2 separate regions of the Homo sapiens genome follow, and region 2 is linked to region 1. Evidence: chromatin contacts called from ENCODE Hi-C or POLR2A ChIA-PET data. All regions are on one chromosome and are shown on one strand. Each heading gives the region's core, a stretch centred on a gene start or an enhancer-like site at or near the end of the contact. The rest is flanking DNA. Distances are from core to core; before and after follow the strand shown.

Region 1 (7,528 bases), core at 736-3,235:
TATATGGGAGGATGTGTATATGTTGTATGCAAATACTATGCCATTTGCCTATATCAGGGACTTGAACATTCATGGATTTTGGTATCTGTGGGAGGTTCTGGAACCAATCCCTCACAGATACCAAGGGATGACTGTACTTTCACATACCTTTTTGACATTTTGGCCAGTATTAAAAATGAACAGGCTTTGGATAATGACAGAAAGTTATTGTAACCTCAATCAGGGAGTGATTCCAATTGCAATTACTCTTGTAGATATGGTCTCTTTACTGAGACATGTATAGACATCTCATGGCATGTGGTGGTATGTAGCTATTGATCTCTACCCCCAAAAGCAGAAAACACCAGAGGTAATCTGCTTTTACTTAGTGGGAAGACAGCATACCTTCACGGTATTGCCTCTGGGTTACATCAATTTTCTGACCTTGTGCCACAAGTTAGTTTGCAGGGAACTTGATTATCTCATCATCTCATAGAAAAGCATGGTGTCCCATGACATAGATGAGATAGACGTCGGGGGAGCAAAAAGTTGCTGTAACCCAATATGTGTTGCTATGTTGGAGGATGCCAGCTGTTAGGAGATAAAACCTATAAAACATTAGGCTTGATACCTCAGAGAAGTTTTTTGAGGCTAAGTAGTCTGAGGCACATTGGGATAACCTTCAAAGTCAAAGACTAGTTGCTACATCTTGTAACTACTACCAATGGGACAAAAGAAACTACTTGGTGAAAATGTTTGAATTTTATAGTAAACATATACCATGTTTGGGTATTCTGCTTCTACCTATTACTAGTTGAAAGATAAGCACTTTGAGTGGAACCTGGAACAAGAGAATTGTCACTGGTCAAGGATGTAATGGCAGAGTAACAGTGCCCAAAGTATTTGTGACAGATTATGATGTCCATTGAGGCCTGTAGAAAGTTGCAGTGGTGTTTTTACAGGGGATTCCCCTAAGGTTTTGAAGCAAGTAAAGGAGCAATTCACCTTTGAAAAATATCTCTTGGCTTGCTAGTAGGCCCTCTTAGAGACTGACGGTGGGACCCCCAAGTAAGCATCCGGACTGAGTTTTTGGGGTAATTATGCATTATCTGCTCATTCTAGCTGTGAAACAAAGAACAGGAAGCTGACCTAACTTGTGCATGTCATCAGCCCCTTTTTCAGCCATCCTAAATTTTGTTCAGTGGGCTCATAAACATAGTGGTTGGGGGTGGGGGTGCACTCCCATATTCCAGTAAGGATAAAGGGAAGCCATTCCTCATCCTATCTCATAGGTGACCTCATGGAAGTCTGCCAGCTAACTTGAGCTGCAGTCTCAGGTTGAGAGATGCTCCCAAATAATATTTGTGAAATAATCTTGGGTGAGTACTAACCCTGTTGGCCAGAACCAAGGGGCGAGTGGGAAGTGTGCTATCATCATGGGTGTAAAAGCTGGATGCCCCACTTCATGGGTGGACCAGGAGGGCATGGCCTGACAGCTGCAGTTTCTGTCTTTATGGGGAAGGCTTATGGCCTGGGGCAATTTTGAGTTCTGAGTGCAGGCTGCCTGGAACCCAGCTAGCTGCTGTAAGCAGAACACTGTGTGTGAAACCTGCCTTGCCAAGTGCATGGGAGCTGAGTGGGGCTTACTGTACCCTGCTACCCCTTGCTCCTTTTGTGGATATTTTTTGTGGAACAGAGGCAGCTGCGCTCCTCCCTGGAACATTACCCTAGCGGCTAGAGAACTGCTACCTGACCCCCTTTGGGGCTGCAGCTTGTGCCTGTACGTGGAGAGCCAGAATGTTGACTTATCTAACCCAGCCTCAAGCCATCTTTGCCCCTCCACCCCTCCCCGCAGCCCCCCAATAATGTAACCCCATGGACAGGCACATTTGGGAGCTCCATGGCCCCACCCCTTGCCTGAGACACCAGAGTACCTTCACTGGCTAACATAAAACAAACACAAATTCCACCACTACCACTGCAGATGGTGCTCTTTCGCAAACACTACTTCCTGGCTGGAGGCCAACGGGTACAGCCCATTACAACATCTGCAGGCACAATAACATAGCACTCAGGAAGGAGAAAACTTTTGCGTAAATTCAGCTATCGTCATTGCCTGCATCACCCTGGCTAACCAGGAGGTCTTGAGTTGGTTCACGTGTCCAGCACATTACTATTGCAGCTGGCATTTGAGAAAGCTAACACACCAAAGCTATTTATAACCAAGGAAATATCAGAGTCTGCGTCACTCACCTATCACTCTCATCAGCTGCTGCTGGTACCCACCGCTGGAAGACTAGAGGACAGGTCACATCACTAGATCCCTTGCAAACATTCTCCAGCACCAGCATGGAGTCTGGCAGCTCCAGTGGGTAACTAGATCCAGAAAAGCAGCAGGATTCACAGTAGTCTGGCCCTGAGGGACTGCCATTCCTAGGGGAAGGGGGAGGGTACCACATTAAGGGAGCACCATGTGGGACAAAATAAACCAAAGTACAGGCCTTGAGTCCCTGAACTTTCCACTCATGGGAAGTTTCTTTCAGCAGAGACACAGGTACAGTGTTGGGATCGGTGAGGAAAGTGTGTAGCTTTAACCCAACAGTCAGGCAGCCCTGGTGCTTGTAAAGGGTATTGGAGAAGAGGACTTCTCCCTCTCACCCACCACTGCAGACAAAGCTCTGACTTCTCCCATGGGAGTTCTGCCTGGGTGCATCTGTAGACAGCCTTTCTGGAACACTGCATCCCCACAGGATGGGTGCCCTCCAGGTTCAGGCTTGCATAAGAGGTAAAGTCACAACCCCTCTCTACGCAGAACATCAGAATTCTTGGAGAGGAAAAGAGGTGACTGTCCAATCAAAATAGCCAGGACGCTGTGTCAGGAGTGTGACTGGGAAGCAGATTGTTTTCCTGCTAGCCTGGAGGGAGAACTGTGGTAGCTTCCTCCCTTCCCTCAGAAAAGACCTTAGTGCATTTCACTGAGAGCTCCCCCAACCACCTCTGTCAAGGCTGGGACCTCTGCCAACCACTGGAGTATTGCATTTACCTATTTACTTTAGCCACAGCTAGTTTTTACCCATGGGCACTTTCTACTGTCCCGAAGCCTGAATTGTTCAACCCAGTTAATAAAAGACAGAGGGAAAAAAATTTTTTAAGTGCACACCACTGGGGTATGAAATAAGCTTCTTGAGATTTCTGCCTTTCCAACCTCACAGGAGATGTGAAACTGCTCACACACCCAGCACATCACTGCTGCGACCAGCATGTGAGAAAGCTGTCACATAAAGATTTTTTTTTTTTTTTGGAAACAGAGTCTCACTCTGTCACCCAGGCTGGAGTGCAGTGGCATAATCTCAGCTCACTGCAACCTCTGCCTTCTGGATTCAAGTGATTCTCCTGCCTCAGCCTTCCAAGTAGCTGGGATTACAGGTATGTGCTACCATGCTCAGCTAACATGGTGTTTCACCATGTTAGCCAGGCTCGTCTTGAACTTCTGACCTCAGGTGACCCACCTGCCTTGGTCTCCCAAAGTGTTGGGATTACAGGTATGAGCCAAGATTCTTTATAACCAAGGAACTCATCCAGAGTCTTCATCACTGAAAGCACTCAGAGCTGAAGCTAGGTGACAATAAACTATAAACATTAAAGTCACATCTTCAAGGGGGCAAAAAAGAAATTAAAGTCTAATAAAAAAATTTAAAAAATTAGAAGAAAGAGTCCACCAAATGAGAAAGAGCCAGAAAAATAATTCTGGAACTATGAAAAAATGAGATTCTATAAAACCTCCAAAAGATCACACTAACTCTCCAGCGGTGGATCCAAAACAAGATGAAATGCTTGAAATACTAGATAAAACATTCAAAAGATTATTAAGTTACTCAAGCAGATACAAGAGAAAGGTGAAAACTAATATAAAGAAATTTAAAAAAGATTCAGGATATAAATGAAAATTTTTCTAAAAAGATAGATATTTTAAAGAAAAACCAATCAGAACATCTGGAAATGAAATATACATTTAGGGAACTACAAAATGCAGTGGAAAGTTTTTAACAATAGACTAGACCAAATAGAAGAAAGAATTTCAGAGCTTAAAGACAAGGCTTTTGATTTAACTCAATCAGACAAAAATAAAGAAAAAGAATGAAAAAAAATCCAAGAAATATGGGATTATATAAAACAGCCAAATCTAATAATTATAAGTGTTCTTTGTTCTTTGGTACAAAGTAAATAGCTACTGTTTAAACAAATTTGGATTTATTTAAACAGTTTGGAAAAGCAAACAGTTTGGGAAACCTATTTGAGGGAATAACAGAGGAAAATTTCCTGGCCCTGCTAGAGATTTAGACATTCAAATATAAGAAGCTCAAAGAACTCCTGGGATTCCTTGCAAAAAGGACATCATCAAGGCGTATAGTCATCAGGCTACCTAAAGTCAACATAAAGGAAATAATTCTAAGAGGAGTTAGACAAAAACATCAGGTAACCTGTAAAGGAAAACCTATCAGACTAACAGCAGGCTTCTCAGCAGAAATCTTATAAGCCCGAAGGGATTGGGGTTCTATCTTTAGTCTCCTTAAACAGAATTACTTTCAGCCAAGAATTTTGTATCCAGCAAAACTAAGTTTCAGAAATGAAGGAGAAATAAAGTCTTTCTCAGACAAGCAAATGCTGAGGGAATTTATCAATAGTGGACCAGCCCTATAAGAAATGCTAAAAGGACCTCTAAATCTTGAAACAAAAAGTTAATACAAACCAGAATAGAAACTCCTGAAAGCATAAAATTCATATGTATTATAAAAAATAACACAATGAAGATAACAAATTCACTAGGTAACAATCAACATAATGACTGGAACAGTACCTCACATCTCAATACTAATGTTGACTGTAAATGGTTTAAATGTTCCACTTAAAAGGTGCAGATTGGCAGAATGGATAAAAAAAAATCACAAACTAAATAGCTACTGTTTAAATAAATTTGGATTTTTTTTTCCATATCTGCCATTGTTTCTCCGTCACCCCATCCATGGTCTTACTGAATGTCTTTTTGTCCATCATGATATCCCATACAACCTTGATTTGGAGCAAGGAACTCATTTTACCACAAAAGAAAGAAGATTAAGTGGTTGAATTCCATGTGGTTTTGTTTTACTTATTTTTACCATGTATCTAATTGCTTAGAAGTAGCCAGATTTAGAGAAAGGCAGAAAGATCTATTGAAGACTCAGTTATTTTGGCAGCAGGGAAGCAACATTTTGCAAGGATGTAGTACTTTCTTACAGGATGCAATATATGTTCTGGCCATTTATCCCAGGCAGAAATAAATATGGAACAATATGTGTGTTCATAAATCTCACTACTATGCCCGCTGACCAACTAACAGATTTTTTGCTTCTTGTCCCAACAAGTCTGGGCTTTTCTGGTTTAGAAGTATTGACCTCCAAAGCAGGAATGCTTACACAGAATAACACAATAGCTCCTTTGAACTGAAAACTGAGATTGCCACATGGTCATTGCAGGTGTCTCATATCACTGGAAGAGTAAGTAAAAAAGGAGGATTAATATGTTAGCTGGGGTGATTGATCCTGACTATAAAGAGGAAATCGGTTGCTACTACACAATGGGGCAAGGATCAATATTACTAGGATGCATCAACCCAATGAACGTCTCTTAGAACTGCCAAGTTCAATGGTAAAAGGTAAAGAAAGAGTTTATCAATGCCATATATACAGGACCACCAAGGAATCAGATCTTTCAGGAAAGCAGGTTTGCATAACACCATGGCAAAGAGAAGGTGGAGTGGATAGTAGAGAAAAGCCATAAATACCTATTATACTTTGGGACAAATTGTACAAAAAAAGGGCAACAACCTCTGATTATGTTTTCTTATAGTGTCATGTTTATATTTTAATAATTTTTCCTCTTTTCTTTTTCTCCCATTGTCATACACAGAATGAGTTAATGGTAGTTTCAAGTTTAACATAGAATGTTATAGAAATTGTAGAACGTGAAAACAAGAAGACATACAAATGGATAATAAATATAGGAAAAAATGCTAAACATCACTAATCATTAGGAAAATGCAAATTAAAAGCACAGTGAGATATAATTTCACATTTGTTGGAATGGCTATTATAAAAAAGATGAAAGATGTTATCTTTTTATGAAAAACTTACTTTTATTGACTTGCTAAGTGTTGGTGAGGATGTGGAGAAAAGGGAACACTTGTATGCTGTTGGTAGGAATGTACATTATAACAGCCCCTGTGGAAATCTGTATGGAGGGTCCTCAAAAAACTAAAAGTAGAATTTTATATGATTTGGCCATCCCACTTCTGGGTATTCACCCCAAAGATTTGAAATCAGTTTCTTGAAGAGAGGTCTGCACTCCAATGTTTATTGCAGCACTGTTCACAATAGCCAAGACATGGAATCAATCTATGAGTCCATGAACAGATGAATGAGTAAAGAAAATGTGGCATGTGTACACAATGGAATACTATTCAGTGTTTTAAAAAAGAAATATATTTTGTGATTTGTAACAACATGTGGCAACATAGATTGGAGAACATTATGCTAAGTGAAATAAGCCAGGCACAGAAAGACAAATGCCACATGTTATCACTTCTATGTGGAATCTAAAATAGTCAAACTCAAATAAGCCAAAGAGTAGAGTGATGATTACAGAGGGAAGGGCGGGGGTGGTGGTGGTGGGAGAATGAGATGAGAGCCAAAGGATACAAAGCCTCATTTAGACAGGAGGAATAAGGTTTTTCTTTGAGCTCTATTGCATAGCATGGTGACCATCGTAAATAATAAATATATGGTGCATTTCAAAATCACTCAGAGTAAATGCCCGATGGTCTCACCACAAAAATGACAAGTATTTGAGGTAATGAATGTGTCAATTAGCTTGGTTTAACTATTACACATTGTATTCATAAATCATATCACTTTGCATCTCATAAATATATGCAACTATAATTTGTCAGTTTATAATTTTATGTTTTTGTTTTTTAGTTCATAATTTTAAAAATTAAAAAAAAGAGTATTAATACTCTTATAGGAAGAGAAAAGGGGCTCATTGAGAGATCTAGGACATGAAGCTGGGTGCAGTATCTGATGAGATTTGTGGTTGTTGCCTTTTTGAGAAGGGGGTGAGAAATTGCATAATTTTAGGAGAGTTGATTGCATTTTGTTAGGCAGGAGCATTTAAAGTATGAAGAAAAGTGTTAATGCTGGACAGAAAAGGGGGTGGACTGTGGTGGGCATTCACCATCTGTACTGACCAGACAGTATTGCAGACTCCTCACACATTCTGGAGCACTTGCAGTACCTAACGTCCAGCGGCTGAAGCACAGCGTCTTCACCACACCAGTCCTGAGGCATGATGTGGGGACTTGCTCTTGGCTAAGTTCTCAAACTTGTTTCTACAGCCATTCATGATTCCAAATATTGTAAATATAATTTTAATGAATTCATTTTCTACTTAAATCCACCATAGTTGTTTTCTACTCTACGTAACAAAGAATCCTAGCCAATCATCTCATTAA
Region 2 (7,064 bases), core at 3,581-6,080, 35 kb before region 1:
ATCATGAGGTCAAGAGATTGAGACCGTCCTGGCCAACATGGTGAAATCCCGTCTGTACTAAAAATACAAAAAATTAGCTGGGCATGGTGGCGTGTGCCTGTAGTCCTAGCTACTTAGGAGGCTGAGGCAGGAGGATTGCTTGAACCCAGGAAGTGGAGGTTGCAGTGAGCAGAGATCGCACAACTGCACTCCAGCCTGGTGACAGAGTGAGGCTCCATTAAAAAAAAAAAATTAACAATGCAGCATCACTTTGAAGGCAAAACCAAGTTTTACCTTCTAGTAACTATTTGAAATCAGAGTATAATCACTCAATAAAAATAACTCAACTCTGATTAATTTTAGTAAAAGTGAAGGGGCTAATAATATAATACTTGCTAGAAATAGTTGGAATTGTTGCCCCGCAAATTACCTTAAATTTCTGTATGTTTCTGCTGCCAGACATACAGTGCTGACTGAACAACTGGAATGGGAGGGCAGAGCCTTAGGCTGGGACCTGTGGTGCAGCTCCAGCTGTGTGCTGTATTGCTGCAGCATCCCTTCCTTCTCTTCCCTTTTGTTACACCATCACCTCTCGAATTCCTCAGTTTTACTAGGAAATTTCCAGCTGGATATGCCCAGGACTCCAATTTTACACCAACTTAAGCAAGTGGCCTTAAGAAGGAAGATGTGATACACACTTGCTAGACCAAAAACGTACTGAGCCATCAGAGATGTTCTGACGCCCGGTGTTTTGAGTCCTGTTTGGAGTAAATTCAGTGTCATCAAATTTCAGGAGTGGAACAGACCTCAGAGACGCTAGAGGGGGTTTGGTGCATACCCACAAAATAAGAATTAACCATCCCTGGAGCAATGCTCCTCTGAGCAAGGCTCTGTGGAGCCTGACCTCTGAACACCAGCTGTTGTCATCTGTTAGGGTCCCCTAGTTTCTCTGCCTTACTTGGCTTCAGAGCAAAAATGTTAAAAATTGATCAATGGCCGGGTATAGTGGCTCACTATAATCTCAGTACTTTGGGAGGCTGAGGCGGGAGGATTGCTTGAGCTCAGGAATTTGAGACCAGCCTGAGCAATACAGTGGGACCCTGCCTTTGTTTTTTATTAAAATAAATTGAAATAAATAGATAAATAAATAAATTGATCAATGATGAATACATGAGAATTCCATTTAGCACCTCTTCCATGTTTATCTGTATAGCTTCTTTTTTTTTTTTTTTTTGAGACAGAGTCTCACTCTGTTACCGAGGCTGGAGTGCAGTGGTGCAATCACAGCTCACTGCAGCTCTGACTTCCCCAGGCTCAGCTGATCCTCCCACCTCAGCCTCCTGAGTAGCTGGGACTACAGGCATGCCCCACCATACCTGGCTAATTTTTATATTTTTGTAGAGATGGGGTTTGCTCAGGCTGGTCTTGAGCTCCTGGGCTCCAGTGATCCACCTGCTTCAGCCTCCAAAAGTCCTGGGATTACAGGTGTAAGGCACCATGACCAGCCTACATAGCTTCTTTATGTGCATTACTCTGTAGTTGTTATAAAATTGTGTTTTAATACAATTTATTCAATATCATTAAATTATTAAGTAAACAGTTATTTAAAATAACTACCTGTGGCTTCTACTGCAGCTTTGTTTTTCCTCACCGGCTCAGCCTCTTCCCACTCAGTTTCCCCATTCAGTTTCTACATACTTCTCTCTACTGTTGACACAACTGCCATGATTATTTATCAGCATGAAAAAATTTCACCTTTAAAAGATTTTTCTTTTGATGATGCATGTACCCAGGACCAAATCTTGTCCTCTTCCCATGTCCCCTATTCTTGAGAATAACACTGTTATGAGTTTTTAATGAGTTTGGGGACTTCATCTAGTTGTGTGAATCATAAGCCTAGAATCTCATTTCTATATCAGCTACCAAGCTCTGTTTACATTTATACTCCTAAATGTCCCTTGACTCTGTGCACTTTGTCGCTTTCATTTCCACACTGGTTTAAGCCACAATCACCTCCTAATTGGTTTCATCATCCACATTGTGAGCCCCCTCTAATCTGTCCTACACACTGGAGCCAGAGTGGTGCTTTCAATACAAAAATCTTTTTATATTACGAACCCTTTTTCTAAATCCTTGTGCTTCTGCAATCAGCCAGCCTGCCTGCCAGCAACAGCCAGGCCTGCTGATGGAAAGCCCCTAAAAGGACGTAACAGAGAAATCCTAGGTTCTGCAACAGAGACTCAGAGAATCCTCAACATAATCCAGCAACAATTTCACCATTCAGATATTGGACTTCAGGCCTGGGCCATGAGGGCTGCTGAGTGGCAGAACTGCTGACCTCATGTGGGGTGGGAGAAGAAATCCTGGATACCCCACGGTACAGTGACTTTCACATTTAAAGACTTGGTCACTCTGACAAGTGCTGGCCATGGCTGACACCCCAAGACACAGGAGAAACAGAAGGGACACCTGGAAGGCCTTGCACCCCCAATGGTGTCTTTCATCCATGCTATTCCCATGTCTACTCTAAGGCTCCAAAAAGCTTGTGAGGGAAAATGACTGGTGCCCACAGTTTTCACGCTTCCCATTCTCAAACCCAGTCCTGACCTTCTTGTTTCAATCTAAGAGATCTTTCAATCCATAGTTCTTAGGAGAAGACAAACTCCTTGGCAAGATGTGTAGCTAGGTTTTCAGGCTCCTGTCCAGCCCACTTCCCCTCACTCACTCTGTGCAGGCACAAAGACCTTCCAGTTCTTTGTGCTTGCCATCAAAGCTTCCTCCTACCCCAAGGCTATTTTCTTAGCCTTGGGTGCTCTTCTCTGTTCAGCTAAATATCCTCCCTTCATTTTTCTGATCTCAGTTCAAGTACCATTTCTTCAGGGAGACTCTCCTGACCTGCTTAACTAATCAGCTCCCATTCGTAGTCTTGTGTGGCCTTTTGCATCTCCTCCTAACATTGGTCATCACTGCAGTTTGTCTTATCTGTGTAGTTCTTATTAATATTTGTTGTTCCAGGAGAGCAGGGGAATGATTTGTGTATTATTATTTCCCCTGTGTCTAGCCCAGTGCTTGGCATGGTGGCACTCAATAAATTTAGTGAGTGAATTAATGAATGCCCTTGTATTTGTTATAAAGAGGAATCATTGCACAATTGGCATTTCTTCTGTTTTTGGATAGAGTTTGGCAGTCTGTCAACAAGTATTTATTGAGCTTGAATGGGGCAGAATATACTTTGTTTTTGTATTTTTTAACAGTCCCATGGTATGTGATATGTGAATGCTGTGTTGTGATTCTAAGGACGACAAATAAGGCATAACAAATAGAATCTGATCTCTTTTATCTCCTAATGAGATATGCTACAGTAAGATAAGTAGCCAGAGACCAACAAGCCAGGAATAAAACTACTTCCAAAAAATAACATAGGACAAGTTATGTGATGTGGCTCCAAATGATGGAAAGAAAGTTATCAACAGCTTCCTCTTCCATCAGCAACTTTGCGCATTTTTGTTAAGGATTTATTTGGTATAGACAAGTGCAAAATGACATGGTGACTCACCACAGGTAATACAGAGTAAGCATTACATAATACATCCCAGATCGTTGCAGGAGCTGGTGTAAGTTTTTGTCTCCAGGAGACAGAAAGGCTATACCTATTCTGCAGCAGGGCTCTGGAGAGGGAGGGTCAGCGTTTGTAGGCGTGTGGCACAAAAGAAGTGAGAGTCCTATTCCTATTCTGCAGGTTGATGCTGGCTCAGAGAAATGCCACTCTTTTTACCACTCTTCTGTGTGGACTCCATTACCATGACCAAATGATTGTGTAAAAGGAAAAGTGATTTGAGGGGAATTGAAGGCAGCAGACTTGTTTACCAAATGTTAACTTTGGTCCTAATACCAAGTCACTGATAGGTGCCATGTGCCACGATGTGGCTTTGTTTGCCACAGCAGGCACTGTGAAGAGTAACCTCAGTGAAGACTCCTGGCAAGGAGGTTTGCCTGGCACGGAAGAGCCAGGAATGAAGGCTGGACTTTGAAGCCTTTCCTGAACAGCAATGGGGCAACAGTGAAGTGAATGAATTGTCACCTTATAAATATCTGATGACTATTAAATGGCATGTTTGTCTCACTAGAGAAATACCATGCATCTTAAGAGCATTTTTGCAGAGAACATGCTGTTTTGTTGACCTATAAATCAGAAGCTTAAGAAAAAAACAAAACCTTTATTTGTCCCAGATGTGTACTAGAAACCCAATGTCCTAATCTGAGGAACCAACTCGGTGCCTGGGAAGGTAATGTCTCATTTAGACTTCTTCTGCAGGGGATGGTGATAGACTGTCTTCACACTTCACATCCGTGAAATATTTTGCAGGTTATGAAATTGATTTGAAAAATAGTTTTAAAAATCCCAAACCATTGGTGATTTAGCCCCAAATTAATATCTTTTCAAAAGATGTGGATTAAAGGTGAATAAAGGTAAGCTGGGGGGTTATGAGATATAATAAAAATGTGGGGTTACGAGAATGGTGATATCAAAAGGATTAGTCATGGATTTTGAAACACAAGATAATGGGTAGGAAATGGTGGTCATCTGTTGTGTTTGGCAGCCCTACATCAATCTCCTTTCCATAGCATCCTGATTTCATTTAAGGGGATTAGCTTTCTCCCACATGTGTCTTCTTAATGGCAGAGAGAGTACATCCCTGCCTCTAAGGAAATGGAAAAGAATCCATGCTCTTTTGCCGTGGGGGATGGGCACATGATCTGGGCTCAACCAATTGGATTCACCATCTCAGGAACTTGAGTCTTGAGCAAGTGCTGAAAGGATGGAAGAAACAGGCCATTTGTATCAGGGATGGGGCAGTGTTTGACCAGTCCATTCTGCTGTGTGGCTGTAGCTGTGTTCTTACTGCCTGGTCCTCCAGTGCCATTAGTTCCAGCTGGTTTTAGTTGCTTAATGCCTGTTACTCCAGCCTCCTGTTGATTTTCTGAGCCCTTATGTTTCTCCAACAAATTCCTTTGGCTTAAGACAGCTAGAGTTGGTGACTAATATACAGATGATAAATTCCCATAAAGGAGGCTGTTAAAGTGGTAAGAAAATAAAAACTTTGTCCTTCAATGACTCAGAAATAATCCCTTTGGATTTGTTCATGCCTCAGCCCTGCATTCTGACCTCAGATCTCTGCCCAATAAGCAATCTCTGGCTGCCTGAGATAATGATCCTATAGTGGCCACCATTAAGGTGGTAACTTCAACTCACCTAAGATATGAAATATAAGATAGGAAGAACTGAAGATAGAGATGATAAAATATAACCAACACATAGTATTGATACTTGTGTGTCAAGTGTAATGATATTTAATAAATGCTTGCTAGTAAAAGCTCGTGTCATGTCACAGAGAATTTGTTACATTGGAGAAACTGACATGTAAGTCTTATGCATTTGATTTAAAATGTGTATTTGAATTTAGGCTTCTCATATAAGCAAAAACAGCATAAGAAAAATGGACTTGGCCTATAACCAGTATTAGACTGTTTAAAAGAGCTTAACATTTTAATTCATTCATTTTACAAAACCTTCTAAGTATTTGAAGAAGCTATTGCTTCTTCTGGTTGTAAGCCAGAAGCCATTTAGGCATTTGAAGGGCTGAAAAAATGAAATGCATTATTTTTATTAATGAGGCTTAAAGTGTTAAAAGGTATTTGATTAACTAATTTTGAAAGGGGAGTTCCTTGTTACAGATGCTTAGAATGTTTGATGTGAATGGATCAGATATAATAGCCCAATAACATTTTTAAGTTAAACCTCAAGTCCTTAAAGTAAACAAGGTTTTAAATTTGTATTTAATCAACTAATTTGATTTCTATCTGATAACGATAGTGTTTTCTGTGTACAAGTCCCCTCTGATATCAGAATACTCATGTTGACAGCTCACAAACCTACATGTGAAAGCTCTGGACTGGATTAGGCTAGAGTTCTCCCCAAGAGACATCAGTTTAGGATCACATAGATGGAGGCTTGGAGAAGGCTGCCCAAAACACAACTTTTCATGTAGGAGACACCTGGCATGCTGAAAGTTGTGCATCTACTCCTAAGCTGGCCTTTATCCTGACGATTGTCACCTCTGCATAAAGTTCCATACCTCTCTCTTCCAAATCAATTTGTTTGGTTGGTTTTCTGGCTACTCCCAAAATTAGGCTCTGAAATTCTCCACTTTCCCAATGACATAGCCTGTCATTCCTTTCACCACACATGCGCTCCACTTTGCAGGTTTGGAATCATTGTTTGCTGCTCAGGTTTGCTATGAAATAGAGATGGTTTCACTTTCACATCTGGTATCTTCAATTTTGCAGCTTGCTCCTGGCTCTCTTCTTAGCATCTATTATAGTGTTGTCTCTTTTTCTCATCTCCTCTCCAAACCTTGACATTTTGCTAAATTTTGGAATCAATTTCTTCAGAAGTACGTTGTGAGATTGCGTGTTGATGGCATTAGATAAAAGAGCACTGCATTTTGTGTTGCATAGCAAAAAAAGGATGGCATTTGTGTATTTTGGAGTATTGTGAGATGAATGAGCTTCCATATAATTGCAGAACTGAAGTGACAGGGACTCTTCTAATTTTTAAGGCAGGAGGGAAAACAAATTTGGACTAAAATAGGCAGACTGGAGCTGAAAGGCATCCTATTACCTGTGCATTAAGGCAGCCAACTAATCAATCTCAGACAGTCCCGCCAGCTCACATCTTCCAGGTCATCTCTGTCTTATCACTCCATTGTGTAACTCAGGACAATTTATAGCCTGCCTGTGGTTGCTTTGTGTTTATGTTTTTCGGAGTGTGTGCTGAAAAGCTCTAATTCAGCTCTTTTTGTTGAGTTCCTCATGTGTGCATTTGTTTTTTGTTTTTTGCTTTGATTATTTTGCTATAGGGAATTTACTCTGATCTTGTAACATAGGCAGATTATAGTTGCAATTTCATTTGAAATTGATACAAATATGCAAACGTAGAGTGAATGAGGAAGTATTAGATGTATTTGCTTCATCCTGCTTCTCCACCTAGGGAAAATCAATCCATGTTATTTCCACACACTCAA

The links. A loop is a pair of places that touch in the nucleus more often than their neighbours do. ChIA-PET counts read pairs that join two places held with the same protein, here RNA polymerase II (POLR2A). Pooled maps may share reads with other maps.
Region 2: POLR2A ChIA-PET joins it to region 1 with 21 read pairs in AG04450. The contact joins two enhancer-like sites. A Hi-C loop is called at or near these places in 3 of 168 maps with a recorded cell type or tissue (CD14-positive monocyte, astrocyte of the cerebellum and endothelial cell of umbilical vein) and 1 of 50 pooled maps. POLR2A ChIA-PET finds 5 or more read pairs at or near these places in 6 of 52 experiments (AG04450, GM12878, MCF 10A and 3 more).

What each region holds. Positions count from the first base shown.
Region 1 is chr13:48,777,993-48,785,520 of GRCh38, reverse strand. No RefSeq gene overlaps it. Among named protein-coding and RNA genes, the nearest start is that of CYSLTR2, 130 kb to the right of the region's middle. Within about 2 kb of position 1,985, at least 6 of the 41 ENCODE cell types and tissues checked have a DNase peak (open chromatin) inside an H3K27ac peak, as active enhancers do.
Region 2 is chr13:48,816,582-48,823,645 of GRCh38, reverse strand. No RefSeq gene overlaps it. Among named protein-coding and RNA genes, the nearest start is that of FNDC3A, 160 kb to the left of the region's middle. Within about 2 kb of position 4,830, at least 3 of the 41 ENCODE cell types and tissues checked have a DNase peak (open chromatin) inside an H3K27ac peak, as active enhancers do.